2 separate regions of the Homo sapiens genome follow, and region 1 is linked to region 2. Evidence: read pairs that join two places in POLR2A ChIA-PET (ENCODE). Cell type or tissue: MCF 10A. All regions are shown on one strand. Links, peaks and the distances in the headings refer to the core of each region. The heading gives the core; the rest is flanking DNA. Region 1 overlaps ZNF516 (zinc finger protein 516). Region 2 holds the start of LINC00683 (long intergenic non-protein coding RNA 683).

Region 1 (15,267 bases), core at 5,377-9,376, 170 kb before region 2:
AGTTGACGGCACTTCACACACACAGTCACGTGCCACTTAGCCAATGGGATACGAGCTGAGAAATGCATTGTTAGGCGATTTCGTCCCTGTGCAGACATCCTACAGTGGACACACACACCCGCAAGATGGCACAGCCCGCAACACACCTAGGCTGTATGGTGAAGCCACAGCATCCTCCTAGTGAGGCTGGGTCTGCTCCTAGAGATTGTGCCCAAGCCTGAAAACAGTGAGCATCAACCACCCTGCATGGCCGCCACCTACATGCCCATCCCACCCACCAGAGGGTGAGGAGGGCAGAGGCCCACTCCCTCCAGGCACACAGGCAAAGGGCAGCCTGCCAGAGAGTAGCTGTGTCCAGCACGGAACAGGCCCCCACCAAGGACGAGGGACGCATGAATCAAAATGCTTGTATCCAACCAAAGAGGCCTACATGGTGCAAGGAGAAAAGCAACTCTTCAGTAAAAACAGGAATCCCACCTGACACAGGGTAAGTAAGGTAAAGCAGCAGAACGATGAGCCAGTTAGAAAGGATGTGAGAGATGTCGAGTCTCTCAGGTCAGCGTCTGAGTGTTCAAGAGGGAGGGGCTGCACAGACAACTCCCCGGGGACAGGCTCTGCTCATCTGCTCATCTCTGCATAGAACAAATCCATTTCCTGCTTCCAAGGGTCCAGAGAGGGTCTCCCTTCTGGGGCCGGCTCCAGACCTGCACAGAGAGGCACCCAGATGGGCCATGTTCTGAAAACCCAAGTGATTTCGCATAGAAAGGAAGCGTGTTTGTATAAGCCTACAATCTCACACACACTAAGAACTCCTGCTTAAACATCTATAAAACCCAAAGCAGCTCCATATTTCCGGCTGGGAAGCACACAACACATTAACACACAGCTTCCATGAAAGATGACAGGGCCACCCACGAAAAGACCTGGGGTGGCAGCTCCCTGTTTGCTCCGAGTTTTGCAGCCTCCCAGGTTTTCATGGAAGCAGATGGGACACAGAAAAGAATACTGATAATAGACCTGAGGGGGTGAAGGGGCATGAGCTAAAAAATCAGTGTCGGTGTCAAGAGTGTCCCCATACCTCCCCCACGGGGGTCGGGGATTCTGAGCATTTTGTATTAATACTTCAACTCCCGAGGGCCCAGATAACAGCAAGACAGGAGCCTTCTGAAAAGACAGACCCCATGCTGTGCCCTCTCACAGGCAAATACAGCGCCAGGTAGAAACCTTATCAAGAATTATAGGCTTCACAATGTCTTTCCAGAAAGCCCCGCTTTGGAGGCGCCTAAGGAAACACGAGCAGCCTCAGCAGCAAATGAAAAGCAGCAACACAGAGGTTCTGCTCCTTCCTCCAGGAACGCACCCAGCAGAGCCATGCAACAGAGCGGGCATGAGAGAGATGCCCACCCAGAGGAGCCAAAACCCACTTGCTCCAATAAAAAACAACAATTAGCCAGGCATGATGGTGTGCACCTGTAGTCCCACCTACTCGGGAGGCTGAGGCAGGAGCATCGCTTGAACCCGGGAGAGGGAGGTTGCAGTGAGCTGAGATCATGCCACTGCACCCCAGCCTGGGTGACAGAGCAAGACTCCATCTCCAAAAAAAAAAAAACAACAACAACATTAAAACTTCCCCCAAAACTGGAGAAGTAAATAAGCTTACCAGGAAGATTTCTTAATGACCTTTTACTCCAAGCTAATTTAAATGATTTTGGTCTTGGCACTCATTGTGGATGGCTGTGTAATGATTTATGATGATTTTACAAGGCAAGTGATTCACAGGAAAGCCTCGTCCTTCCCCAGGCCCCAGTTCACTCCCCCACAAAAATGCTGAATCTGATATTCAAAGTATGAATGAAACACACTATTTATATCTAACTTAGTGACTGGATGTGGTATAAAAACCTTACAAGTGCGAACAATCATATAGAAAATACGTTTACAGGGAAGAAAAGAAAAACAACTAAAATCCTGGAAATTGGTGGCTCTGAAATAATTGTACAGACTCCCCTGGACCTCCAACGTTTGTCTATAAAGGATGTTAAATGTCAAGACACTTCTCCAGTTCGAGAGAATTCAACTGCCAGAAGCCAGCTCCAGAGACAGGATTCACCCAGGAGGAGCCCAGGCCTGGTCAGGGCCGTTAGAGACAGCCCTCGAGTGCAGCATGAAGCAAAAGGAGATTTGTTCTGTGCAAAGACTCACACCAATCACCAAAACCCTGTGCTCTAGGGCTATCAGCTCCTGCCTTCTTTCAGAGCAGCAGCTCCTGGGGTCTGCGCCCAGAGAAGCGGCCTCTGTGCCAGCCAGCTGTGTGCCAGCAGCTGTGCACCCGTCAGCGTGCAGGTCACAGGGTCATGGCCAACACAGGGCATTCAGCACAAAGTGCACACGTGCAGTTGGGAACCCTGGTCCCAGCCCTCATGCTCCCAGTCACCAGCCACATGCCTTTCTAGGCGTGTCCTTCACGCCCTCAACTCGTCCCCTCCTCTGTCAGGCACAGAGAAACAATAAGAAGAAGCCACATGTCACCGAAGCCCCTTGCAAATGCCTCCTTCTATAAAATCCAGTGACCCCCTCAGAGCCCACAGCATCCAGACCCCAGGGACATCCAGGCAAACACACACCTGGCACTTAGGCCCCTCTTCTCATCCCAGGCAGCTTCCTACCCTGCAGGTACCCTTCCAGGAGTGCTGGGGAAATACAGACACTCTCGCTCGTGGATCACCAGAGCCCCCAAATACAGCCCCATCTAGCCCAGCTCAGCAGCACAGCCTCGGCATCCTGGGCCATGACCACGGCTGAGCGGAAGATGGCACAGTATCAAGGAGCATGGCCCTTGTACATCTGAAAGGCCTTTGTGCCAGCATCGGACCCATCCAATCCTTGCACAGCCTTGACTCCCCGGTACCCCCGCCCTAGCTAGAGCCTGAACCCTGGCCCTCAGGCACCCGGTGACTAGAGAATGCAGTCTCCATTTCCTTAAACTCACTTAAAAGCTTTCCCCGAAACTTGCAGAGCCCTGCAATTTACAGGCAGACGTTCAAGGAGCAGCATCCACGATGCTCTGCGATCAACAAAGCAAGCTCTTCCTTCTTTCCTATTTCCTGCTCACTACCTCTCCGCCTGTCCCATCTTTCAAAAATAAGACCTGCTGTAAATCCCTGTGAGAACTGCACAGGATGTGTTTTTAGACTTAAGAACATTGTGAAGGGAAAGATACATAAATGTAGAAATAGAAAAAGTGCTGAGACAGTAACCAAGTTAAGCCCAAACCGCCATTATCTGAAGGACACGTGAGCAAAGCTGCCTCTGCCCAGGGGTTGATTAAGTGATCCCCTCCTGATGTCCACAGTTGACTAGCAAAGTTTCTCAAACCTTAAAGAAACAGTCAAAAATTAATTCCCTGCAACGAACTCTCCTAAGGGGTTACTCAGTGGCCAAATCAAAAGATCTCTGTAATCATTCTTTTTAGCTGCAGGCAAAAATTGCTATTTAAGACAAGGGCATCCCTTCCAAAAAAAGAACAAGAATGCTGTCCTCAGAGCTTCCAACTTCAAAACACGCCATGGGCGGCCGCCCCAATTAGGAGGATTATTGGGACGTCAGCGGCCCTGCTGGCACGACGGGCTGTGCTTTAAATCCCGCCAACCCCTGTAAGCCAGGAGGGTTTCGATGGGATGCCTCCTCCACCTTTATCCTGGTCCCTAGTGGGGCGTGCCTCACGTAGGAGCAGCGCCGTGTGATAAAGTGCTACCTACCTCAGTTCCAGCCGCAGACATTTCCGTCCTGGGCTGCTCTATTCCACTTTCTCAAACGCACGCCAAATACAAGTTGTTCCAACTCTCCCTGTAACACACGGGCCTGGAGATAACCAGCCTTATAAAACTTGTGCATGTGAGCCTGCCACCCAAACCACAGGGAATACGGAAAGGTTCTGCAACAACACAGATGCTCAGAGCCAAGGTGGAGGGTACAGCATGTGTCCAGCTGACATGCAATATGGCGCCCACGCACCTCGGACGGCAGGGACCCATCTGAACACATGGTGTGCCTGTGTGTTCAATCACAGATTTGTTGTTCTGGTAAGATGTATTACAAACTTTTTCCAAGGCTGGAACTGGGAACATGCCAGACAAAACCGTAATTTAATTGTTTAGGCATAAATATGACTTGCTGACTAGGGTTTTAAAGCAGATTTCCAATGGATCTCTTGCTGTATGTGAGTGTGTGTGAGTGTGTGTGTATGTGTGTGTGTTTCTCCAGAGATGTAATCAACAGTTCAAGGCCACTTTTTTTAAATGCCTTATATAATTTTTGAAATAAATTTTTTTATTTCATTTTGAAAAACTTAGGTAACAATCACATTTATTAAAAAACAGGAAGTAAAATGTTTGAAAAAACTGTTTACTCATAACATAAAAATACATTGTAACGGAGAAGGGGAGAGTCTGAAGAAAGGACAAAATATAAAGTAGAAAATATGTAGCTACATTTTAAAACTAACCATGTAAACATCAAAAACATCTAAAGACATATATATTAAGGCTGCTGCCATACCTTTGGATATTTTTCTTTTTCTTTTCCTTGTCTTTCTTTTTTTGCCTATATCATACAATTGAAATTAAATGACTTTCTCCAGATTACTTACATTTGCTAAATTTGGGATACATTTACTCTGTAGGCCAGTATTTCAACTAATCAATCCCTTCTGTAAGTGAGGAAGAACTGCCTTTTTGACCTAATAATACAGAGCAGAAAAGTCACTTCCTGACACACGCCCCGGTAAGCTGCTGAAACACTTCCCGGTGTGAAGAAATGTGTACCCAGGGTTAACCCCACTGACACTACAGAAACTTCTTTAGAAACAAGCACTGCAAAGCCTTGATACAACACATACAGCCAGAAAGAAAACCATGTTCACAAAGCCAGGGGGTATGTACAGCGCAAACATAGCGGAAGCAGTCTCTGTCCACATCCCCGAGGAACTTCAGGTGACGGCAGGCTCCTTAGAGGTGTTCCAGTCCTAGGGCGGTGCGGTCAGGGGCTAACGAGGGTATCCCTGCAACAAGCACTTCCTGAGCACCTACCAAGTGCAAGGCCTCGTATCAGGAGCCAGAGAATCTAAGATGACTCAAAAAAAGCACCCGGCTTCAAGGAACTCAAAGTCAGACAGGGAAGCATACTATTATCAAAGCGTGCTGGCAGCGCACCAGTAAGACAAGGAGAAGTTTCCAGAAGGCCAGGAGGGAAGCGATTCACTATATTTGCAAGGATTGGCCAGGTTTTCCCCTGGGAACCTGAGGCTCACCTGGGAACCACACTGGTGTGGCTTGAATTCTAAGTACTTTTCATGACCCAAGCACAAAACACCAGGTCCTCCCTGGCTCCTCCCTCCCCATCTCAGCAGTGCCCAGTAATAACCCCACATCCTGTCGGCTGCACCTCCCAACTCACTCTTGAATCCATGTGCCCAAGTCAAGCCAAAGCCATCGTTCCAGAGCACAGATGGGGCCGGTCTCCACCAGTCTCCCAGCCCTTCAGAGGCTCCCCAAGTCTGCAAGATGAAGCCAAACTCTTCACCTTGGCTTCTCAGGGTCTGAACCCCATAGCTGCCCTGGACCCCGGTGTCTAGAGCCCTGAGCCCTACTCCGGCCCAACAGCCTCCCAAGTACCCATGCTCATGCTCTCCTCTGGCCCTCAGGCCTGCGTCCCTGCCCCACCTGTCATGAGGCTGACCAACCACCACCCAGGTACAGTACAGCCTTCCTGACCTCCTTCAGCCAATGATAAGAGTCTGGTGACCCAACAAGTTGTGAGAGGCAGCCAGACTACCTGGGATTAAAACCCAGTTCTGCCACTACCTGAGGTCAGCTGTGTGACCCTGAGCAAGTGTCTTAGCCTCTCTATTCCTCAGTCCATTTCTTCATCTTTAAAATGTAAATGATAGCAATGATATCTATTTTATCATACTCCAGTAAAATTTAAATTAATGCATACAAGCCACAATGTTTACTACACTGTAAATCTTCAATCCATCTTAGACGGGATTAATAAGTAATTGTTCAATAAGTGAATGAAATATCAGTGCAAAGGTACTTGGTCACTGGCAATGACAATACATGGTTTAATAAATGCAAAAGGACAAAATAGCAGCTAGAAAGCTGGATTCAAAATAGCTAAATAGGAACACCTCTATATTCACTGGGCCCTTATGGTTTATACAACAACAGGTTATTTAACACAATTAAAAAGTCTTTGACCAACACCTATAATCATCTACAACGAGCACATTCAAACATATTGTAGCTCCAGAACTCTTCGTAGAAATTAAACCTCAATATGGACTGGATATTACAGGATATTTGAGAACTACTGTTACTTGTGTTAAGCTGGTAATATAGGAGAGTGGTCTTATTCTTTGGAGATGTGTAATGAAATATTTAGAGTTGGTTTTTACCAAAGAGAAAGAGAGAGACGGAGAGAAGGCAAATGTACCAGAATGTTAACAACTCATGAAACTAAAGGGGGGGGGGTGTTTATTTCTAACTCTTTCCATTTTTCCAAATTTGGCAAACTTTTCCTAAAAGTTAAAAAAATAAATCCTACTTGCCACTCCAGTAACACAAAAGCAAAGCAGCTCTGAGGGACCTGGTAGGCCTCTTCCCCTATCTGCCCCTCCCCCTCCCCCACTCCCCACCCTCCCCAGGCCCCACAGAAGCTCCAGGGCTGTAATAAATGCAGGTTGGGAAACTACCTTTAGTTAACTCAAGTTTTCCAAAGAAAGTCAAAGAAAAATCGTCTGAATAATAGGAACCTGGTTCAATTGAAAAGCAGTGTTTTATTTTAAAAGATCGCTTTCTGATGTTTTAGAGGCTTGCCCAAAGCCATTAAAGAAACCCACCCACGGGCTCCAGTTGCAAAGCCTTCTGTGGCCAACACGAACTCTCCCGAACATCAGCCAAAATTCAGTGTATTCTGGCATTCTGAGTGTATTCTGGCATTCCTAACTATCCTTCCCAGCACTTGACGAAGTAAAAAATCAGCAACGCGGTGCAGGTTTCCTCTTCCTTATTTTCAACAATAATGTTCTGACCAGTTAAATATGGCGTTATCAGGGAAAAACTGTAAAACATCTTACATTTTAAAATAATAACTATGTCTCTGAATCGACAGGAAATCTTGCCATTTTCTGCCTGTGAATTAAACCAGTACAAAACAAAAGCTGAATGGTTGTGTACTGATTTCCCTACAACTACCGAAGTTGACCTTATTAAAACCTTATCCCGAAAAAGGCACCGGAAGGCTAACCAAATATGCTCTCGTATTTAGAGTCATTTCCTCAACAATCGAACGCTTAAAGTTGCGGAAACCAAGCAAAGCTGACTGGGAGACACCAGGGAGGAACAAAGGAGCGAGAGGAAAACTGAAAGTCCCGTTTCCTGCACCAAGTCCCCACAAGCAGCATGTGTCAGGGGAGGGAAGCAAAGCTGAAGTGGGTGCTGCTTTCCAAATGCCTATCTAGCTTGGCATTTTTTTCAGTTCTGGTTCATGAATTAACCTTATCGCGGTCCCGAAACAGCCCTGGCTCCCCCGACGCCATGTGGCTTTACTTATCCCCGTCTGCGTCCTCTCTGACCACCTTCCGGGGGCGGGGGGGGCACCGATGTCAGCCCGGGATGGATGTCCGCGGGTGCAGGGGGGTGACAGCCCGGTCCTGCGCACATCTCCGCTGACAGGGCATTCCTCAGGAGGGGCTGGAGTGAACGGGAGGAATTGGGGAGGGAGGGAAAACGCCAAAAAGCTCAAAGCAGACAGAATGCTTCCGATATTTACAGGGCTGTCTGCAAAGGCGTATGATGGCTCCAAAAGGCAAATCATAAAATCTAAAAGAGCAACTACGCTGGTGCGTTTCTGAAGGACGACTCTCAGACACGGTTGGTCCCGGCCACAGCTACTACGGGGTCGGCGCAGAAGCCCGTGCGTGTGCTGAGTGGGTGCAAGGCCCAGTTGGTGTTTGAGTATACTGTGTGTGTTTGTTCTCCGGGAAACAATGAGACGGGCTTCACTAGTTACACTGTAGTATTATGAACCATGAATTAAAATACATCATTAACATCCTGGACAAGCTTATCTTACTACTGAGACAAAAAGCCTATTCTCTCAACAAATGGGGGAAAATTCCATCACAACAATGAAGAGTTCCTCTCCCTACAAACCATTCTGTACACCAGTAACAATTACAGGCTTATAGTCCCCAGACTGGGGTCCCGAAGAGCCCCATAAAGTGATGCATTCACTATTGGGAGAGTAAGTACGGCCGATGACAGGCCTGGAGGCGGCTGCTGTTCTCAGACCAATCAATAATCCATTATGAACCAGCTACATTTCCACTCTAAGAAGAAGAAATGAATAAAAGGCGACCAGAATCGGCAGCATTCACAAGAAACTCCACCCACCTCCCCCACTAGGGGAAAAAGGACACAAAACGCCACTATCCCAGGGAGCAGCCGCCAGCAGCAACGCGGCCCCCTGACCACAACAGACCTGATGTGGGGGCAGCCAGAGAACAATGTGCTTAGGTCTTTCTGCTCAAAACATTTATTCTAGAGGTAAGTCTCCAGCCGGCTTTGTTCAGAAAACGAGGTAGAGTGAAGGAGAATGACAAAGCCCCATTTTCTAAAACAAAGGTTGTCTTTACATTACTTAGCACCCCCCAAATAAATCAAAGCAAGTGCCAGCATGCTAGTCCCCAAATGTAAGGAACTGTCCGTAATAAGGCTTTAGTACGCGAACTCTGATCCTTTAAGCACAGCCTTCTCCGGCTCTGCACCTCAGACCACGGGCTGGAGTCATCATGCTATTTATAGCCAAAATGCATATATGACCTAAATGTTATTCTTCCGCAAGTAGGTTACCTTTTATGCAGTTGTTTACCACAAACTGTCAAAAAACCCAAATTAATTCCTGGTCCAAGAGGAAAGAGAGAACTCCATCTTCCACCTAAGTTCAAATAGAAGAACATTTGCTAAGAGTAAAGACAGTATCACAATATATTCTCGAAGTCCCTTGAACATCACCAGTATGAAGCTGCCCGTGTGTCCTTTTACTGAAATATGACCTGGGGGAGGAGGGGCAGCTGAATACACAATCTAATTATGGATTACATTCAGAAAAGTCCAAGAAAAAATGAGGAAGGATACGGAAATTTTCTTTCCACAGTCCTTACCATATCCTGGGAAATTCAAGATAGTTCTAGAGACTTTTTAATAAAGGAGTGTCCGTGTGAAAATGAAGAACAGGGGGTGGCTATTTTTATATCAGAAGGGAAGGAGCCTCGTTCCCTTTCTTTTGCTCTCCAAAATTATTGCATTACTGTTACTTGTCATTTACTATTTACTATTTTCCAAGTCTTAATACTAAGTAGTTGCTTTGCCAATCACTAAAAAAGTAAACTTCACAGAACTAAAAAATAACAGGATCCAGAGCCTGCTCCATAATTTTCTGCAGATAAATGTGCTGTTTAGAGCCCCTTCGTCTGCCACAAAGAGCTGGCGTTAGGGATTTGGAGGTAAATCCAGGCTTCTGGAGCAGCCAGCATTGCTAGTATAGTTAATGATCTTGTCAACATTTCCATTAAGAGCCCCATTTCCAGAAGCTTAGAATTGCATCTCCCCCAAACCCACGGCTCAGATGAAGTCCTGTGGTCACTGAGGGGCCGCTCTCCTTCCCACAAAAACAGAACAGATCACTCGCTATTCATTACAAAAGCCATGGAAGCACTGGGTTTTCACTTTGACTCCGTCTACATCTTACACTACAATAGTTAAAGCTAAAGTTGCGCATAACTCAGAAACACTGAAAACCTAGGGAACACCAGAGAAAATGAAAACTCATCAATTTCTATCTTTAAAACAAATATGGAAAATCAGAAGGCCTTCGATGAACTGCAGCAAGAACCCAATTTAGAAGTGGCTTAAAGATTTTACGGAGCCTAAACTCAAAACTGTGGAAACTGTTAACTAATTCAGTGTCTTAATATAAAATTTCTTAAAATTTTTCTTAGAAATGATCAGCAGTGAAAACAAAACAATGGTGCAGAAACTCGTATTTTTTAACTGGGTGACACTTCCTAGTCATTACTAAACATGCTTTTTCGAAATTTCTATGAGTTATCATAAAATATATTTTAACTGAAATTTGTTTCTACAAATAAGCTGTATATACTATGCCATGTAAACCAGCAGCAAAGAACAATGTTCGCCTCCCAAACACACAGTCCTATTTTCCAACCACTTGATTAAAACCAACATTTCTCTCCCAGTATAAGAATACAGATTGCAATTAATACCTATCTGACATTCTCTTGTCCCTCTGTGCTTTTTGTGAAAGACCCTAGAAGTCCCCACCATCAAATGAAAGAAAGAACTGTGCCCAAGAATACAAAGAGAGATAATTGTATGCAGTAAGCCATAAGGCATTCTGTTAAACATTACCTTCCGATGTAGTGCTGTTTAGCACAGAAGTCAGCGCCCAAAAAAATCCCTTCATTAAGAGCTCATAGAGGAAAAACAAACACGTCAATAATCAATTTTACCAAATTCTAAGCAATTGCTTACGCATTTTTTGTTAAAAGAAAAAAACAGATACGCTGAAACTAAGAAGATTTTGATAGGATAGCTGAAAGGCGTATTGTGCAAGGAATTACTTAAGATTTTGTTTATCATTGTACAAACACCAATCAATACTTTAAGATGATCAAAATTACAAAAGGACAAATCTTTCCCAAATGCTTTACTATATATAGCACATGTACTATAACCAGTTTAAATTTTCCAGCTCCATTACTGCCAATAACGACTGTAACATGACCTAGTTTATCACTAACATACACAGCACCTTTGAAAGCAGTTGGCTATTTCAGCTGCTTAAGGAGAGTGATCTATCAGAGAATGTTTACAAAGAGCAATTCCTGACAAAAACATGATGTCACATTTCCATAGGATTTACCCTGCACTGCCTGTCTAAAAATATTTTTTCAAACACACTTAATGACACATTACTGCAAGTTCCAGGCTTTGAAGATAAAAGAAGATCTATTCTTTCCTTGCAGGAAACAAAAAAGGATAAACAAGCAAAATTCCACTACAACTCCCTGTAACAATGTTGTTACATTATTCAGCTACAAAAGTTAAGAAAACTTTGCACCTGAAGTGATCATAAACAACCTTGCAGAAATGAGGGTGGGCACATTTTTCTAAGCCAAAACATCTTGCCCAGCAACAGCTTCTGGTAAAAATAAATTTAAAACGTAACAAGGCATAATGTTTAACTTCAGAATTGCCAACCCCCGCCCCATCCCCTTGGTCCCCAAAGAGGACAGTTATCTACCCTTTATCCCAGCCTGGGTTATATGGGAATAAACTGTCACACTTTAATGGGGGAAAGCTGTCCTAAGTCAAACAGAAAGACAAACAGCAGTCACACAGTTGCTTTGCGAACATTTTCCAAGAACTCGAAGACCATGACACTAATTCAGTGACTACATCTGGATAGTCCGTTTGGTCACAGAAGGTCCATGTTTGAAATTAAGGTCAGAACAGTCACGGGTTTACGCAGTGGAAGAATGCATTCATTCTACAACCACGGTCATTTTTCCTCTCTCTTTTCCTGCAACTTCTCTCCTACCCCAACCTGGAGGCACACAGCAACACACACAACCCTAGACTCCTTTTCTCTGATTTGTCCAATGCAAATGTTGTGAACAGTTGTGCAAGGCACTGCTCAGGGACAGATGGAGGCTGGAAAGGATCACTGCCGGCACAGGTGGGGGACTTCAAGGACTCAGGCCCACCTAGGCCTCCCTGCTCCCATTCAGCAGGGTGTAAGCACAGCCAAGGGCAGACAGGAGAGCCAGGAGAAGCCCCTGGCAGCCCAGGCTTGTGTTTCCAGATACTATCACATCTGATTCAAGAAAATTACATTCACCTTCATGAAAACAAACCACAGAAACAAGTACCTGGTGAAAGAAGAGACTACTTATAAACTTACTCTCAACAGGCACGTGAGATGCGCCAATGCAAGTCTGTGTCACAAAGAGTCTGCACTTACACACGTGACACGCTACACAGAGCTCTCCATGCACAAACCTCTGTGGGAGAGAAAGAAAATGAGCATGTGTGTGCAGCTTGCCCACCGAACCAAGGTACTGAAAAATGACTCCAAAGTGTGCTTCCACCTCGATTATCTAAATGAGCTGCTATTCCATTATTCTTTAATAAACACAATTGACAGCCAGAGAGACCATTGTTACCTCCCTGTTCCCCTCCCAGAGACTGGGCTCGGCATCCTCAAACAGTCAGGTATCGTCTGTAACTCAAGGAGGATGGTAGGACCCATCAATAATGAGATGCCACCAAACTCACTCCTTCCTTTGTCACTCCAGATAAAGACAGCATCAGTGCTCGCCCCTCTTCTCAGGAGCCCTGGCGAACGTGAAACAATAGATGCTCACTTTAGCTCACGCTCCTGGCCTGACTTCTTTGGCAGCTTAAACTGCTCAAGCAGAACCTTTTTCTGCCTTGCTAACTCTGGGGCGATGAGCAGTAGTGCCTATTCAGGGACCTTGCTGCAAAACAAAATCTGGATGACTAAGAATTGGAGGCAAGAGAGATAAGCACGCTGGAGACCTTGCTCAACTAAAGGCCCCAAAATCTTGCTTCCATTTTATCCATCAATAACTAAGGAGACTGTCATCCACTTAGCTGGTGTTAAGTCACATAAACTAGTGTGTTAAAAGTCGGCTCAGGGATTAGCCTATCCCGGCCAGCCTTCTGGGACCCACAGCTTCAAGCTAAGGAGTCCACCCAAGTCCAGAGCATCAGGACGCCCTCAATGTGCTTTGTAACTTTAGCCTGCCATCCACAGCCCAGGCTTCCTCCCGGGAATGTGTGTGTGGCTCATCCTCACTGGGCCACACAGTCAACCCCGACGGTCAGAATGAAGGCGCAGGTCGAGACTCTGCTGCTGCATCTTTATCTGGGTAACGTAACTCAGAAGGCAAAACTCACTGATTCACATGGGGGCTGGGGGGTGGGGGGGGGCCAGTGGCTCCATCCTAAACACAAATACTTTCTCAGCTTTACACTTAAAATCCTTTTTCCAAGCTATTCATGCAAACATATAATACTGCTTTCAATTTCTTGTTTTACGTTTACTCTGAGTTTTGTTGTTTTCCAAAATCACTTTGCTGCATTAAATATGCATCTGTTATATTGTGCTGTGAGGCTGGGTAAATCACGCACAGGTACCACCTGTTTTATCTGCAACAGTGGAAGCCACAGAAAGGGAAGACCACAGGCTTCAGATTTGTCATCAGGCTAAATTAAGCTGACAGCACAGGAGAAGGGTTATGCAGCCTGCCAGTAAGACAACACGCAGTGAACAAAAAGACATTCCCTTTTAAGCGTGTGTAGGTATATGTTTATTACACCACATGTATGTGGCAAAGAAAATGATCTACAAATGCTCCTTGCATGTAAGATTCCTTTCTGGAAAGTTCTCAACAAGGAGCTTCAGGATTTATAAACAATTTTAAGCTTTCTCTCCTTCTTAAACTGAACATATCTCCACTTTTGATAAGCAGAGCCATATTTGTTTTCTTTGAGAAGGGCAGTTATCTCAAACTAGTTCTTAAATCCCTTAAGGGAAACTACGTTAACTAAATAAGAAATCTTCCAAAACTAAATCCAAATGCAAAATCATGCTTTAAAGAGGGATGTGGGCGGCGTCTGTAATGCCAGCTCTTTGGGAGGCTGAGGCGGAAGGATCACCTGAGCCCAGGAGTTCAAGACCAGCCTGGGCAAAAATAACAAGATCCCATCTCTATATAAAGATTAAAAAATACAAATTAGCCGAGCGTGGCAGCGCATGCCTGTGGTCCCAGCTACTCAAGAGGCTGAGGCGGGAAGATCCCTGACGCCGGGGAGGTCGAGGCTGCAGTGAGCCATGATCATGCCACTGCACTCCATCCTAGGTGACTGACTCACATCCTGTCTCAAAATAAAAATAAAAAAGAGTGATATGGGGGCAACTCCCACCACTGACTTGGGTCTCAGGGACAGAAGGGTGCCAGAAATAATCAACATTTTTTTAAACCCAAGGAGGTTCCCTTTGTAAGAACATGTCGATCCAGTCTTGGAATCTAGCAGGAAAATTCCTTTCCATGCCACTCTCTGAAAGACAGCTCACTAGGACACAAATGGAAAATACTCTTTTACTTCTGCAGAGATAAGCTTCTTCTCACCTTCAAGGCCCAATGTACTTTGCAGCTACTTATTTGCAATGATATCCACCTCGGCTGGATACGTTTGCCTCACACATCAGGCGCACCATGGTTTTAAATACGCAGAGGGCCATTTTTCTCCTGACACTTCAATGCCATCATTTACTTAGCTAATAAGTGCCACGGTAGGTCCTCAGTTAACATCATCTATAGCTTCTTGGAAACTGTAACTTGATGCGAAATGACAAACAGAAATCCTTGATAAAGTCTTTTTGTTTTAAAGCTGATGTGGAAAGGAAACATGAGTTTCATTTTACGTCCTTTCACTTAAAGTTGCAGTTTCCAAAACCCTACAGACAGCACTGTGGACCCGCAGTGCATGGAGCTCCAATTCCTGACGGGCCCAAGTCCTCACAAAAAGGTGCTTTGCAAGGAAAATTATGAAAAAGAAAACGTCAGTGGGGTGGAGTTAAAAGGTTCCTATTTTCAAATACTCTTGCGCTTCTCTCCCAAGCAAGCATCCTGCACAAGGCTCGCTCTCCCTCCCAACACAGATGTTTCGGGGGGCATTTTCTAGACAGGTACGAAGGGAATCCCGTCCCTGAGAGGACCAAGGGCACAGGAGTAGTGCTCGGGACCCTCAGGACGGGGCATGCACTGTGGGCAACGCCAGGCCTCACCGTCGTGCGTGTGCATGCCTCACCGTCGTGCGTGTGCGTGCCTCACCGTCGTGTGTGCGTGCCTCACCGTCGTGTGTGCGTGCCTCACCGTCGTGCGTGTGCATGCCTGTAGGCAATGCCAGGCCTCACCGTCGTGCGTGTGTGTGCCTCGTGTGCGTGCCTCACCGTCGTGCGTGTGCGTGCCTCACCGTCGTGCGTGTGCGTGCCTCACCGTTGTGTGTGTGCATGCCTGTAGGCAATGCCAGGCCTCACCGTCGTGTGTGTGCGTGCCTGTGTGTAAAGGTTAGAGTGTGTGACAGTGAGTGT
Region 2 (15,267 bases), core at 5,459-9,458:
TGCCTGCGTGTGTGCCTGCGGTGGAGGGGGCGATGTGCCTGCGTGTGTACCTGCGTGTCTGCCTGCGTGTGTGCCTGCGGTGGCGGGGGCGGTGTGCCTGCGTGGTGGGCTCCCTGGAGTGATGGGCATTAGCCTTCTCATGACTGCCGCCTGGGAGACTGGTTATTCCAAAGGACCTGGCGCCCAACGCCAGCACGACCGAAGCCTTGAAGGCGAGCAGGCACCCTCCGCAGGAGTGGTCTTCCGCCCAGAGGGCCAGGAATGGCATCCTTGCATCCCAGTCATGCTGGTTCCCCAGACAAGGGCAGGGGTTCCAATTGGAATTTCTTCCTCCATCTAGGAAGAGAGGACTTTTGCGATTGGTATATTCGGACCGGAGTATACACTCACCCACATTCAGTCTGGGTGAAGTGGGAACACTGGAAGGCAGAGGGGGACTGCGTGGTTGGTTCACTTTCTGGGGTGCCAGGTAGAGTCCCCTCTACCCTGAAGGTGCCTGCCTGCACACAGCTCTTTGAGTTGGACATCACGGGAGGGAATCCTTTTTCCGGTGAGGCAGGGTCTCAAGACAAGCACATTCTTTCATTCTTTCGCACAGGTCCGATGGAGAAAGGGGGTGGGGCCCCAGGTTAAAATGTGCCGCTGAGTTACACAGAGAGGCAGAGGGTGCCATGAGCCCTGCCCAAAAGCTCATGGCTGAGTGCATGTAGATGATGGGTGATGTCTCCCTCCCCTGAAGTCCCATGGAACACACGTCCATTCCAGAGCACAGAGGAGGTGGGGTGGCCAGGGTGCGATGGGGCGGGAGAAGGTGTTGCCTGGAGTGGACTTAGGAAAGGTGGGAGGAGATGGAGCAGATGGCATTGAAGGGGAATTGTGAGAGAGCCGGGAAACGCGACGATGGTATTTACCTGGCCAGGGCACAGGGAGGCCTTTATCCTGCTGATATTAGTCTGCTCCCTGGACCCATATCCCCTCTTTCCAACTGCCTTAGTCTATTTTCAATTGCTTATAACAAAATACCTGAAACTGGATAATTTATAGGAAAGGGAATTTATTTCTTCCAGTTATGGAGGCCTCTGAGAAGTCCAAGCTGGAGGTGTGGCATCTGGTTAGGGCCTTCTTGCTACTGGGGACTCAATAGGGAACACCAAGGCAATGCAGGGCTCCACATGGAGAGGGGGCTGAGCATGTTAACATGGCAATGTGCTAGCTCAAGCCTCTTCCTCCTCTTCTAAAGCCACCTGTTCCCCTCCCGTTATAACCCATTAATCCATGAACCCACCAGTCCATGAAGGGATTCATCCATTCATGAGGGGGGTGCCCTCTTAAAGGCGCCACTTCTCAGTGCTGCCACATTGGGGATTAAGTTTCAACATGAGTTTTGGAGGGGACATTTAAGCAGGAACGCCTCTCTCCCTGCCTTGCTCCTGCCAAACTTGTAAAACATTGCAATCAACTCTGAGAAAAGGGATGGAGGCAGGGGACACGAAGATGTTTCTAAATGAGACGTCTTTCACAGTGGAGGGAGGTAGAGCAGAAGGGTTAGGACTCGGGCCCTGGGCCAGGCGGTCTCGTGCAAGCCCCGCCTCTCCCTTACTAGCAAAGTTGTGAGGACAGCGCCTGCACGCAACACTTGCTTACTAACTTGTAACTGTTATTACAGAAAGCGTGGAGCCAAACAGATGGCAGAGGCCCAAGGAAGAGCGCGCTAAACCCGAAGTAGATCTGATTTCACATCTTGACTTGGCGATTGTTTAGCTGGGTCAGGGTAAATGCCTCACTGTTCCTCGTCTGTAAATGAACACGGGTGCTGAGGTTGGGGTGAGCGCCTCACCGAGCCTCAGTTTCTCATCTGTAAAATGGACACCTGTGCGCGCCTCGCGGCAGGGGCTGCTGAGCACGCGGATGGGTCCTCTGGAGGCTGGGCCGCCAAGAGGCGGCGGCTGCACCATCTGATGCTAGAGAACGAGAACCGCAGTGCGTGCCCGACACAAAGGGAAGGACAGGGGACACTGGAACAGGGGAGACGACATGGAAGAAATCTGGGGGAGCCAAAAGCCGCCATGCCGAGAAGGGGGTCGGAGGAGGCGCGGGAGAGAAAAGCCCAGGGCTGTACACTCGCATCCCTCTGCTGCCGGCCCTTCGGGTACATTCAAATACTGGGCATGAGTCCCGCAGACAAGGCTTTGAAAGGATATTGTTCTCCCATAAATAGAAGTGAAGGTGCTGGAAGAGGCACGAGCAGGAAAATTATGGCTGGGCTGTGGACATCTATGGAGAAGACAGACTTGTGTGTCACTGTTGAGCAAAGGAGAGCCCTGCACACCTGCCCAGGGAGAAAGCACCCTGCCTTGGGCTACTTCTGGCTGCAGAGCCAGCCTGGCACATCCTGCAGTTCCTCCCGTCCAGACTCAGTAGCAATTTTGACGCCTCCTTTTTTTTTTTTTTTTTTTTTTTTTGAGACGGAGTCTCGCATGCCCGGCTAATGTTTTGTATTTTTAGTAGAGATGGGGTTTCACGGTGTTAGCCAGGATGGTCTCGATATCCTGACCCCGTGATCCGCCCGTCTCGGCCTCCCAAAGTGCTGGGATTACAGGAGTGAGCCACCGCGCCCGGCCGACGCCTCCATTTTTATAGGCACCTGAGCCCCCTGTTTTCTTTGCTTCCTTTCGCTCTAGAAAAAAATGTAAGCAATTTGAAGGCAGTCATCGTCCCTCACCCAGCTACACATTCATATACGTAGATGCAGAAACAGGTGTAACTTTAGGTTATAGGAGAAAGTACCTTCTAAATTTGCAGCAAGAGGCAGAAGCAGTCTTAAAAAGGGGGTTTGAGAAGCCAGCAGCTCAGTCTCAGGTTGTCTAGGGATCCCTTCCTGCCATGGTAGAAGCCTGAATTTTCAGATTTTCTCCAAGTATAAAGATAAAAAAGTAAATGAACCAAAACAGTTCAAAATTAAGTTGATATTATTTAAACACTTCATTATATATTCTGGTTTCTCTTCTGATTGCATAAAATCCAAAGGGAAATTCTTTGCCTTCTGGAAATGAATTTGTCCAAAGGAATCTCTAGCCTTGAATTTGTACCAAAAAAAAACACCCTAAAAACATATGAGTGATCAGCTGGCCCTGTTGGGGTCTTTCTGGCTGGAAGATGAATAAGGAAAGGCACATCTGACATTTCATTTCACTGACATTTTATTTTGTTCTCAGTCTTTTTTTCTGTTTCCTCAAGTACATTTTCTGCTATGATGCTGCAAACAGGCACCAGGATGAGTCAGACCCATTTAAGATTGTTGAGCCTCACAGGTTTAGCGATTTAATTACGTGTTTTGTGGGATTTGCAAGCTGCGTGCAATCTCCCCGCGTGCCTCAGGTCCACAAGTGGCAGTGGCCCTTGTCTCTCTCTGGTTTTGTTTGGTGGTACATCAGGCCAGTCTCTGGAAGCCCGGAATTGAGGATGCAAGCATGTTCATGCGCGTGGTGTAGGATCGACGGGGAAGGAAATCGCTGGAGACCTTCCGCTCCCTCCTCCACCTGGGGCTGGGCCGTGAAAACGTGAGTGGGATACAGTGAGGGTTTGTTGTGTGTGTTTGTTTTGTGAACATGTTGATTAAGGGTGCTGGCCAATCATATAGAAAGAAACATCTGGCAGGCACTTGGAAATGTGGAAGGGGTGTTCAGGGCAAAGGACCATCCAGTTCGCCAAGTCCACAGAGGCTGATCTTAACGGCAGTCTCCGTTACAAGATGCTGTTCAAGATGCTGTTCTAGATGCCAGAGATATTGCAGGAAGCAAACAAGTGCTTGGGACTCAGTTTCTAGATGGGGAGGCAGAGGGACCAAGGCAGCGACGCGTCTGTCAGCAGTGAGGTGCTAAGAGGTAGGAAGAGGGGCATGCAGAGGGGCAGGGAGTCAGGGAAGGTGGAAGGGGGATGGGAAGGGCATTGGAACAGGGGGAGGGCCCAAGGCTGTGGGGGAGAGGGCTTAGAGCAAGGGGACCTGTGGTGCTGCGGTCCCAAGAGCGGTGGTGACCAGTGCACGATGTCATGAAGATACTAAGAACTGCTGCACTGTAAACTTTAAAGTGGTAGATGTCATGGTATGTGAATTGTATCCCAACACAAAAAAGTGATTCATCATAAAATGGTTGAAAGCAGTTTAAAAATATTGAGTGATATAAATTTAAAAATTAAAACCTCTTGATTCCTTCACTGACTTCACCTTCCTCATTGCTAATTTCCAAAGGGAAATCATGTTACCACTGTGCAGAAACCTTCTAGGACCAGTAAAGTATATATGTGAGCATCTTTTTTTCTTTTTGGCAAAAATAGGATCAAACTTTAAGTGGTGTTTTGCAGCTCGCTTTGTTTAAGGGACAATAAACATCTCCATGTCAATTCAAGTGCCTAACTGTTAAAGAAGTGCCTAGTATCCCATTGTCTGGCAGTCCTATCGCTTACTTAAGCAGCCCTTTATCAATGGACACTTAAATGTTTCCAAAATTTTGCCATGAGACTCTGAACTGAATATGCTTGTGCCGGCATCTCTGTAAACTGATGCAAGCATCTGCGTTGCATGAATTCCTGGAAGTAAAACTGATGGGCCAAAGGACATGTGTGTTTTAGATCTTGATAAATATTGCCAAATGGCTTTCCAAAAACTGTTCCTAATGGACAGGGTCCCAGCGGTCAAGCAGGCCCCGTTTCCTCCTACCCTGCGGGCTGAAGTCTTCGTCCTCTGAAGAAGTCTCCAAGACCACTTGACTGGGGGTGATGGAGAAGGCAGGGTGTGGGGAGATGAGCCTCAGCCCATCATGGCTTGAGCTAGGATGGCTGTATTTTCATTTGGATATAAACTGTAATTCTGATAACAAGGTTTTTGAGCAAATAATTCTGCTTTAAAAAAAAATAAGAAAAATAGGCCGGGTGCGGTGGCTCACTCCTGTAATCCTAGCACTTTGGAGGCCGAGGAGGGCGGATCACCTGAGGTCAGGAGTTTAAGACCAACCTGGCCAACATGGTGAAACCCCATCTCTACTAAAAATACAAAAATTAGCCGGGCGTGGTGGCAGGTACCTGTAATCCCAGCTACTCAGGAGGCTGAGGCAGGAGAATCGCTTGAACCTGGGAGGTGGAGGTTGCAACGAGCTGAGATCGTGCCACTGCACTCCAGCCTGGGCAACAGAGCGAGACTCCATCTAAAAAAATAAATAAATAAAAAAAGTTTAAAAAATAAGAAGAAGAAAAAGAAAAAAACATGTTTGGAAACCATTAACAGGTTCTCCTAAAGCCATTTTCCCTCTCCCTTCCAGAGTCCCATTTAACCCTGCTGTGGCCTCCAAATGGCACCCAAGGAGCTTCATGCCAGCATTCACACCTGTGTAGCCCCATTTCACACCTAACAGAGAGGACCTGTGTTACCACAGGTAATGCAGAATGATGGTATTAAGGACATTGCAGCTTCCGCCTTGTGTGGTCTGATCTCCCATTCTGGAGTAAGATAGCACTGTGTCCTGAGGGCAGAGGGGCAGCCCTTTGAGACCCCAGGTGAGGCAGAGCCGGCCTGGAAGTCACCCTTAGGCCCTCAGCCTGACCCACACCATGCCTGCGGTCTCGTGGGAGACCTTGAGCCAGCACCACCCCGCTGAAGTGCTCCTGAATCTCAGCCTGCAGAAACTGTGTGAGATAACCTGTGTTGATTGTTGTCTAAGCCTCTAAAGGCCGGATGAGTGTTAGGCAACAATGGATAACTAGTAGACCTGGACTTGTGTGGTTCGGGGTCCTAGATGCTAAAAATCTGGTTTTATGCTTGGATTTAAACCTACCTCTGCCTCTGCCCCGTCGGAGGTCCTTGGCATTTCCTCCCGGGTTAGGACACCTAGCCCCAGGCATCTCCTCTCATGACCTTTACCAATGTGGTGACAGTTCAGATGAAGGTCCTTGGCATGAACAGGAGTTGTAAGGATGGATATAGTGACTCGGTGATTGAATACTAAACCCAAATTTAAAATAAACGTGGGTCATTTGGTCCTATAATCTTTGAAAAAGCAATTATGTATAACGGCAGAAGGTTTCAGCTGGATGTCAGATTATACGGATCTAAGAGTCAGTAGGAGGCCAGAAGAGTGGGAACTATTCTTTTCAATGTGATGGTGGGAAGCGAAAACAGAGGGCTCTTTTTTTGTTTCTTGGTTGGTTTGTTTACTAAGGCATGGAGAGGTGAGCTTGTGTTGTGGGAATAAGAGAAGGGATTCGTGGGAGGAGATTGAAAATGCAATCTAGAGAGGGTCATGGGTGGAGAGGGGTGCAGAAAGATGGGGGTCAGCTTGACTCTTGTGGTTTCCCTGAACTCTGCCTCATTCTAGAGATAACTGGGGTGAACTGGTGTCTCAGTGGGACTGTGGAATCCACAGGTGCAGAATGAGGTGCTTGTCCAGCTGAGGTGGGTCTTCCTGGAGTTGGAAGCATGGATGTACAGGAAGCCCTGTCACCAAGGCTGGCAATTCCACCTGAGGATCAACTCGAGAAGTGGCCATCAGAAACCTGTGACGATGAACCCGTGGCTCTCCTTTTGCCTGCTGCACCCCAAGTGTGGGGACTGTACTTGGCACACAATAGGCATTTAATGCACATTGAATGGATGAAGTCTGAATGTGGTTGCTCAGAGTTGGTGATTACCGAAGTCAGAATGGAGGGAGGTCAAGGGGCTGTGTCTTGAGGGAAGAAGGAAGAACCTCGTGGCAATGGCTGAACTGGGAATCCAGAGGTAAACTGATCCAGCATGGGGGAGGGAGGCTTAGGGTCTGGAGATGATTTAATAAGAGTAGCAGGGCCCGAGAGGGAGGCAGCAGGAATGTGGCTGGAGGAGCCTCCAGGAGCCCTCTGCCAGGGTCGTGAGAACCCATGGGCTGGGGCCAGGGAGATGAGAGGTGGAGGCTGGGACCATGGTGTCCTCTTCTTAATCAAAAGCTGATGCATTTTGTTTCCTCTTGAAGGTCTCAGAGTCCCCACAAATCCCTGCCTTGTTCACAACAGTTGGGGCTTTGTGCTTCTCTCTGAAATAAAACTTTTATCTTAAAAAAAGAAAAGAGAATGTATCCAATATAGTATATCATAATCACAGTATTGGGAACTTTCCCAACCCTGGTGGGAAGGAGGAGGAAGTCGTGGGTTCACTGGGGCACAGGAAAAAAATGCCAGAGATGTCCACCCCTAATTTTTTTCCTCTCCTCTTCTGGGTTTCTGTTGTAATGGATTGAAAATACACAGGAGATGTAATGCAAAACTTGGCTTTGATTTTTTTTTCCCACCTAACTCTTTAAAGGTTTGGAAAGATTTGATTACATGGCAGGGAAAGTAAAAATGTGGATGAGATATCCTGACGCTCAGGCCACATGACCAGGTGATAAGGCGTTCAGAGACTGCCAGCGGCAGCTGCTGGCTCAGGTGCGGCCTGTGTGGGAGGACTCGTGTCTCGGTGGTTACAGAGAAGCTGGCTTCCACGGTGTGAACCCGACTGAATCACAGGCCGCTTTTTTGTTCTCCCTCGGCCTTGGAGGGCCTGGGACGTTCCTGTTGCCCAACATCCTGGTGAGCTGAGAACATTCTGTAGATTAATTAGGTTCTCTCCTCTGGCTCAGCAGGTCTGTTCTAGCCATTTGACCAAAGGCTCTCTGATATTTTCTACCAGCCTTAGAACGACAGTCTGCAGATGTGTGCACATAAATGTCTGGGAGGAGCACACAGATACTGTGGGAGGAGTGGGTCCGGCGTAGCTATTGGGAGATCTCGCTCGTACACATGGCGCTACATAGAAAGAATGCCCTGAGGTGAAGGTGACAGCTCGGCAGTTTCTTAATACCCTGAACTTGAGCGTGGCCTGCGCTAGAGAAAATACACGGTGCTTCTTAAAAACAAAAGCCAGCAGCCTGCAAGAGGGCTGTGCCTGCGAGTTCCTGGGAGCAGGAGGGGGCTGTTCCTCCGCCCCTGGCTCCAGTTTCACCCAAGTCACTTCACAGCAGTTGGAAGGAGGTCACCAATTGTTGAGTGTAGGCGGGGGGCGGGGAGGGAGAGGAAGAGGGATGAAAAGGGAAGGCCCGGGTCAGCTGGGAGAGGAGCTCGCGGGCTTTCCGGCGGGCTGGCCTGAAGTGGAAGGGCCCAGGGCTGCCTGCCACCCTCAGATGCCACGCAGGTGTTGGGAGGGCACCCGTCTGTGGGCTCAGGGACGTGTTCCCACCGACAGGCACAGAACGGAAAGCACCTTGGGGGAGACGCCCTTCTCCCCATCTCAGGAGGGAGGCCGGGCCTGCAGACCTCCAGCCCTTCCCCAGCGCTCGCTGTGAGCTCCCCCCCCCCACCCGCCCCCCACGTGCTGGGGAGCAGGTCCGTTTCCCCACCAGTTTGCCTCTGGTCTTTGTGTTTGCTCTGAGGCCAGGCGCGCCCCCTGCTGCAGGCCTGGGCTCCTGTGTGGAGTTCTCCTTTCAGATGTTGCTAAAATGTCTTGAAAGGCTGCGGCCACACCAACAGACGTCGTCCGGCCTTCTTCACACGCAACGAAGCGCCCAGGTGGAAATGCATGTACCCGCGGCAGCTTCTCGGCAGCGGGCTTCCTGGGACGGAAGACACAGGCTCGCCCGAGGGAGACGGAAGCAGGGGATCTGCTAGAACTCAGCTCGCCTCCTCCTTTCTCAGCAGGGCAGAGAATCATGGGCTTGTGCTGACGAAAGCTCCAGAAAATGGACTCATTTAACCTTTCCAAAGATATTATCCAAGCTGCAAAATCTTGGCAATCTGAAGACCTTTTAAGTCGATATACCAAAGAGCTTTAGTCAGGATTGAATGCAAAATGCCAAAATTTCACTTTTAAAATCATCGTAACATCTAAATACAACCTAAGCACACTTGTAAACTGATGCCGAACAGGCACTTGGAGAGCCCTCCCTGCACCCCTTCCTCGCCCCCTCCTTTGTGCAAATGCTGTTTGCCCAGAACTTCAGCCACTGAAAATCCTGGGAACTTTCTCTTCCTGGCTGCCAACCTAGCAGTTTGGACTCACAGACGAGATTTTTAAATCACTGAGGGATTTAAGCCTCTCTGTGTCACAGAAAAGCGAACACCCTCCCAGTTGAAGGTGGCCCCAAAGATGCGGGCCTGGGACCCAGGACTTCTGCAGGAGAGTGGACGCCTGGGTGCCCCCCGCCTTGCCCTGCACATGGTAGGTGCTCAATAATTACACAATAAATATTCACACAAAGCAGTGATTCTGCCGAAGAGATCCACTGCAATGCACCTGGCTTCCTAGAAGCAATAAATGAAAAGCTTTTCTATTTTTTTAAGAAAAGAAAAGATTAATGAAGCCCTGACGTAGAGGCAGAGAGCTCAACAGAATCCAGTGACTCAAGGCGTGCGCAGAAGCAATTTGCTTCTGAAACTCTAAACACCGTTCTTTAGTACTTCCTGACACTCCTCAGCAGCAAGCAAATAAATATTTACATGTGGAAGGAGACTGTCCTTTGAAATGTAGGTTGTTCCATTCAGAAGAGAAATACGGCAAGGTGCCACTACTTTAGTGGCAACACGCGTTATTATTTATGTTTTCCAGTTTGAAAATCGTGCACTTTCTATCAGGACCCTTAAATGGTAAACACTGATTCCCACGTGAAGCGAATTAGTCCAGCAGCCACCCCCCCCTTGGTGGTTCAGGGACAACAGCATAAGCTTTGACAAATCACCCTTTGTTTTATGCTTTGATTACCTGGTGAGCTAAAAACAATGATAGTAAAAGCCTGGACCTGCCATGTATTCAGTCTGCATTTGTTACTCTCCCCTTTCTTCCATTTATGAGTTTGTTCCCAAAAGATTTTTTTAAAAAAATTCTGACTTGAGTAACTTTTCCTCTGATCTGATCTGTTGTCAAATTAGTGGGTGGCAGGAGAAAGCCAGTCACATGATATCATCGTTTCCTATTCAAACAGACGGCTTTTTTTTTTTCAGTAAAAATACTCGACTGCAAGACTATGAGTGTGCAGATAATTCTGCTGCTTACTCCGATTGGAGGTGTCTCCAGGGAGTTTCCAAGCACAGGAAGCATTCCTGCTCTGAGGTTTCGGAAGAACACTTTCAGCAGGATTTTGGGTCACTGAAATGAAAGTGAACTATGCTCTGTACAAATGTATCATGTTTAATTCAGGAGAAATTCATGCATTTCTTTGTTCTATAAATATTTACTGGCAGCTCGTTTTGTATAGGAGGCTGCCACCTCCCAAAAGCCCCCTGCTCCTCGAGTGGGTTGAGCCTGAAACCCCACATCCACAGACGTGCCCAGCGGCCTTGGGTGCTCAACACAGGCTCGTTCAGGTACGACCAGATAACGGGGCATACCTGGTCCCAGAGTTCAAGGGCTTGTCTTATTTTATTTTAAACATCAGACTCTAACTGCTTGTTTAATCTAAATGTTAGCAATCAACCTACAGCCACCTGAAATATGTGAGTGGTGTTTAACAGATGATAAAGATCATATATTACTTGCATGGAAAGAATGTAGAAATATAGGTGTCCCTTTTAGTCTTTAGTGTGTCCCCATAATCAATGTCCCCAGCTCATTAATGAAAAGGTCCCCTCCTCCTCCCCCATCGCTGCCCTCATTCCTATAATGTAAACAGCCACCAATGGCTCCTATTTCTTTGTTCAAACAAACAATAGCCTTATAACGAAGAAGAAAATTAGTATCAGGTGAAAGCCTCACTTCAGGGTGCTTATGGCTTTTTCTTTTTTCAGAATAACAGAGTACACCAGTCATCATAAGAAGAAAAATTCACATTTAAAGTTTGGAAAGCAACAGGACAAAGGTCTGTCTTCAGTGGTGCGTAGACATGCTCGTGATTGAATTGGAAATAGTTCTCTTTCCTTCTCTCTGACTTCCTAACTGAAAAGCTGCAGCGTGGGGAGAAAGGCTGCTCAGAAGCCTGGAGCCAGAACACGCACCCCGGCTTTTGCAGGGCCGGCTCACTTGGTTAGAATCAAAGGAAAAGCCTTGTTATTTGGGAAGCTGGGCGTCCTCACCAAATTAGGGGATTTAATTTGCAGATATCTAAGGAGTGCTTTGAAATGAAAGATGAACTAAAATCTGCTCTGAGGCCCGTGATTTTTCACCAGTGAAGGACTCTCTTGCTGCTGGACATACATGAAAAGCATCATCTGATCTGAAACGCAAGTCCCTGCAAGACAGAGGAGAGACTTTATAAACATTTTATACCATTCTATGAAATCAATTCGATTCAGGGCTAGAATTCAAGAAGTAATCCATGGGCAAGTATATCTGATGGTAAACCCAAACGATTATATTGTTAACCTCTTGTACTTTTTTTAATTTTTTATTATTTGATATTATTATCACAAAAGTCGCTGGAACAGGATCCATGAGCTGCTTCTTCACTGCTTAGTGTTTTCAGAAGCTGATGGATTATTAAGCTCCAATTGAATACTTGATTTCCAATGATTCCATTAATTTTTCTGGTTTGTGGTAGGATTTGATTTACTTATTTTGTACTTTAACACACCAATAAAAAATAGATACTAAGAAATAGTGAAATTTGTTGCTTCAAAATAACCCTTAAAATTTAGAGTTTAGTGAAATTAAGCAATTCAAATAGAGAAACGATTATCCTTCATTTCCTTAAGGCACAGAAATTGAGACTAGGTTCAAGAACCTTCATATTTTAAAAACTGGAAAATACTGGCTAAGTGAGGACTGGGCGGTCATCCTCCACACATGCTCTGTGTGCTTGGAGCGAAGAGGGGAACGCACTGAATGAGATGAACTGGAAGGAGGTGCAGCAGCGAAGGAAATCCTTCTGTTGGGAGAGTTCACGTGTTTAGGATAATCCTTCGAATAGGACGCAACAGTGATGTGAGGAGAAGCTTTGGAGCTGATTTAGATTGAGACAGTCTATCACAGGCTGTTTGGTTGCATCCCTTTGGGGCCAGTCTCATTTTAGGTCTAAATATGCAGGAATGGGGCTCTGGCTTCCAGAAGTTTCAGGCTGCAAAAGGCTGGGGCCACCATCTTTACAGATAATCCATTAGTTTGATTCTCTTGGGGGCCAGGAAGAAAACCAAGAACACTCAATGGACTATGGGACTCAAATAATCCACAGGAGGCGTTTGTAAAGGGGCAAAACTGTGTGTGCCCAGTAATTCTTGGAGCTCGCAATAGAGGTGGAGAAGCAGTGATGGGCCCCACAGCAGCAGGGGCTTGGGAATGACGGAAAAGAACAAAATGATGGAAGGACAGCTGGAAGAAACAGGGAAGCTTCCTTTTAACTGGATGCTGGGTCTCAGCCTTGAATAGTTCCTGGCCTTCGGAGGCCTTTTCTCAGGGAGCATGGCCTGGGGACTCCCTGCTTGCTCTGCTGAGCTTTCAGGGAAGGAGAAATGGGCAAGGCCAGAGGCGACCATCAGGTGCTCCGTAGGCACAGAGGCAGAACTCAAGGTTTAGCTTTACCTTAAGAGGGTGACTGCAAAGTGTGCTCCCTGGACCAGGGGCCTCGGCCTCACCTGGGAGCTTGCTAAAAATGCAAGTTGCTCTCACCCAGACTGAATCTAAAATTCTGGGTACAGCCCAGCAATCTCTGCTCACACTTTCTCCAGATGATTCTGGTGCAAGCTAACCTTTCAAAAGTCCTGGGTCCCATTCCCAGAGGCTGTGATTAAGTTGGTCTAGGGCTGTGGCCTAGACCTGGGGATTTTGGAAGCCCACAGGTGATTCTGTTGTGCAGCCATGGTTGGCAGGCTGTTCACGGTGCTGTTCAACAGGTCCTGCTGTGGGATGGAAAGGGTCTGTATCTGCACTGGCCAATGTGGGAGCCAGCCCTGTGGCTATTGAGCACTTGGCCCCTGGCTAGTGCAACTGAGGAGCTGAATTTTTCATTTCATTTACTTTTAATTAAGTTTAAATAGCTAAATGTGGCTATTGTCTGCCTTATTGGATAGCAGAGTTCTAGAACCACAGATAAATGTAATACTGTCCCTTTAGTTGATTTAAAAATCCAATGCCTCTGTAATCCTAGCACTTTGGGAGGCCAAGGTGGGCTGATCACGAGGTCAAGAGATCGAGACCATTCTTGCCAACATGGTGAAACCCCGTCTCTACTAAAAATACAAAAATTAGCCGGGCATGGTGGCAGGCACCTGTAATCCCAGCTACTCGGGAGGCTGAGGCAGGAGAATCACTTGAACCCACGAGGCGGAGCTTGCAGTGAGCCAAGATTGCACCACTGCACTCCAGCCTGGTGACAGACGGAGATTCTGTCTCAAAAAAAAATGCCTCACAGAGTTAAATATTTAAGTTGATAAGAAAAATGGTAGTCGAGTCTTTGAGGATTATTTTAAAATCCACTTTTGGTGATAAATAGATAAAAACAGTGTGGTAGGGCCCAGAAGTTCTTCCTGATTTCTACCTGTTGGAGCTGAATTCCTCAATTTTACTTGTAGGAGAACGGCTTCCTAAAGGGCACCTTACCCAGCCATTCCTGCATGCAAGTGTGTATGAGAACTGCAGGGGGCATTATATGAAAATCCAATTCCTGGGCTCTATCCCAGATGTTCCTATCCAATAGGTCTGGGTTGGGGCCCTGGAAACTGCATTTTTGGCAAACCCCTTACTGATTTGGATGCACAAGTTTCAAGGAACAGGCACTAAGGATCGCTGATGTAGAATCTGTTTGTCCATCCAGGAAAGCCAGAGTCACCACACTTGAGTAAATGGGTTTTGATGTAGGAAAGGTCTTTATAATTCTTTCATGAATTCACCAAACTTTAAAAACTGTACTATTTTTGGCTGGGCTTGGTGGCTCACGCCTGTAATCTCAGCACTTTGGGGGCCAAGGCGGGTGGATCATGAGGTCAGGAGATCGAGACCATCCTGGCTAACACGGTGAAAACCTGTCTCTACGAAAAATACAAAAAAAAAAAATTAGCCGGGCGTGGTGGCGGGTGCCTGTAGTCCCAGCTACTCAGGAGGCTGAGGCAGGAGAATGGCGTGAACCCGGGAGGCGGAGCTTGCAGTGAGCCGAGTTCGCACCACTGCACTCCAGCCTGGGTGACAGAGCGAGACTCTGCCTCAAAAAAAAAAAAAAAAGCGGTAGTATTTTCAAGACTGTGCTAAGCTGGAGGAGAAATCGGTGAACAGGGTTCAGTGCCTCCCTTTAACTAATAACATAAATACACTTCGTGTTGCTGTGTAGTTAATATTCGCAGCTGCTGAAGGTGCTGCAATTCACCGGGTGACTGCTGAAAACTCCAATCAGTGCCTGACTTATGTTCCTTTCCACACTGCACAGGAAGGGCCTTTTTGGGTAGTGTCTACAGCTGTTAACTGTTTGTGGGCTCAGCCTTCAGATGCTGTGTTACAGAAAGCCCTTACCGCAATCCTAAATGCTGCTTCTTTTATTAATGGTACTGTCATTTATTTAGGGCCTCCTGTATGTTAGGCAATCCACAAACATTGCACATAGCATGAATGTATTGTTCAAACTGAAATATTTTTGAAAGTAAATGGGGACAAATTAAAAATTCTTTCAGGACAGCAAAACTGTGGGACACACTGGGAGGTACTGTCACCTTAATTAGACATCATCATTACTGGGGGAATGAGAATTATGAGGTCACACAGCTAGGAAGGGGCCAAGGCCCCAGCATAGGTCTGTCTAATTCTATCCTGGGTTGAATTCTGTGCCCCAAAATTCATGTCTACCCAGAAACTCATAATTTGACCTTATTTGGAAATACGGTCTTTGAAGACATAATTAATTAAGATGAGGTCATATTGTCCACTGCCTGGCTAAGTATTGAAGGTGTGTCCCAACCTGCACAGGGTCCATTGGCAAAACCTGGGAGACTTACCGATTCCAAGTAGTTAAGGAAATCTCTAATTATTAGCTGATTTCTAAGCTAACTAAGGAGAGACTTCAGTGGCTATACATGACAAAGAATAGAGACTTTACAGAATTAGTTCAGAAAAGTCACTAAAGAAACAATTAGCTATACCTATAACAAACAACAACAAATCCTCAAGAGGGGAAAAATATTTCCAGAATTGTCACATTATATTATCTAAAATACCTAGTTTTAAATACAAAATTATGAGACATGCAAAGAAACAAGAAAATATTACTCATTCACAGGATAGGAACTGTCCCTGAGGAAGCTTAGACATTGGGCTTACTCAACAAAAACTTTGAATCAGCTATTTTAAATAGATTCAAA

Evidence for each region. ChIA-PET counts read pairs that join two places held together with the same protein. Peaks named below come from ENCODE experiments on the same cell type or tissue, not always from the same donor. Only the 100,000 strongest peaks of a DNase experiment are listed, where the experiment ranks them.
Region 1: POLR2A ChIA-PET joins it to region 2 with 10 read pairs; 3 of 35 experiments call an interaction of 5 or more read pairs at or near these places.

The regions. Positions count from the first base shown.
Region 1 is chr18:76,443,662-76,458,928 of GRCh38, forward strand. The region is part of intron 2 of ZNF516 (zinc finger protein 516); the gene reads right to left. Among named protein-coding and RNA genes, the nearest start is that of ZNF516-AS1, 40 kb to the right of the region's middle. RefSeq lists enhancers at 2,437-3,015, 3,016-3,594, 3,595-4,172, 5,058-5,559, 5,560-6,059 and 2 more and silencers at 12,434-12,513, 12,534-12,593. In MCF 10A, for the core only: no CTCF peak of the experiment used is centred there; no DNase peak of the experiment used is centred there.
Region 2 is chr18:76,611,978-76,627,244 of GRCh38, forward strand. LINC00683 (long intergenic non-protein coding RNA 683) reads left to right here and starts at 7,800. Exons shown (of 2, transcript NR_120419.1): 1 at 7,800-9,217; 2 at 10,780-11,582. LINC01927 (long intergenic non-protein coding RNA 1927) reads right to left here. Exons shown (of 5, transcript NR_110784.1): 5 at 10,804-11,219. RefSeq lists an enhancer at 1-304. In MCF 10A, for the core only: a CTCF peak has its summit at 8,430 (motif pointing left); DNase peaks (open chromatin) are centred at 7,554, 8,004 and 8,444.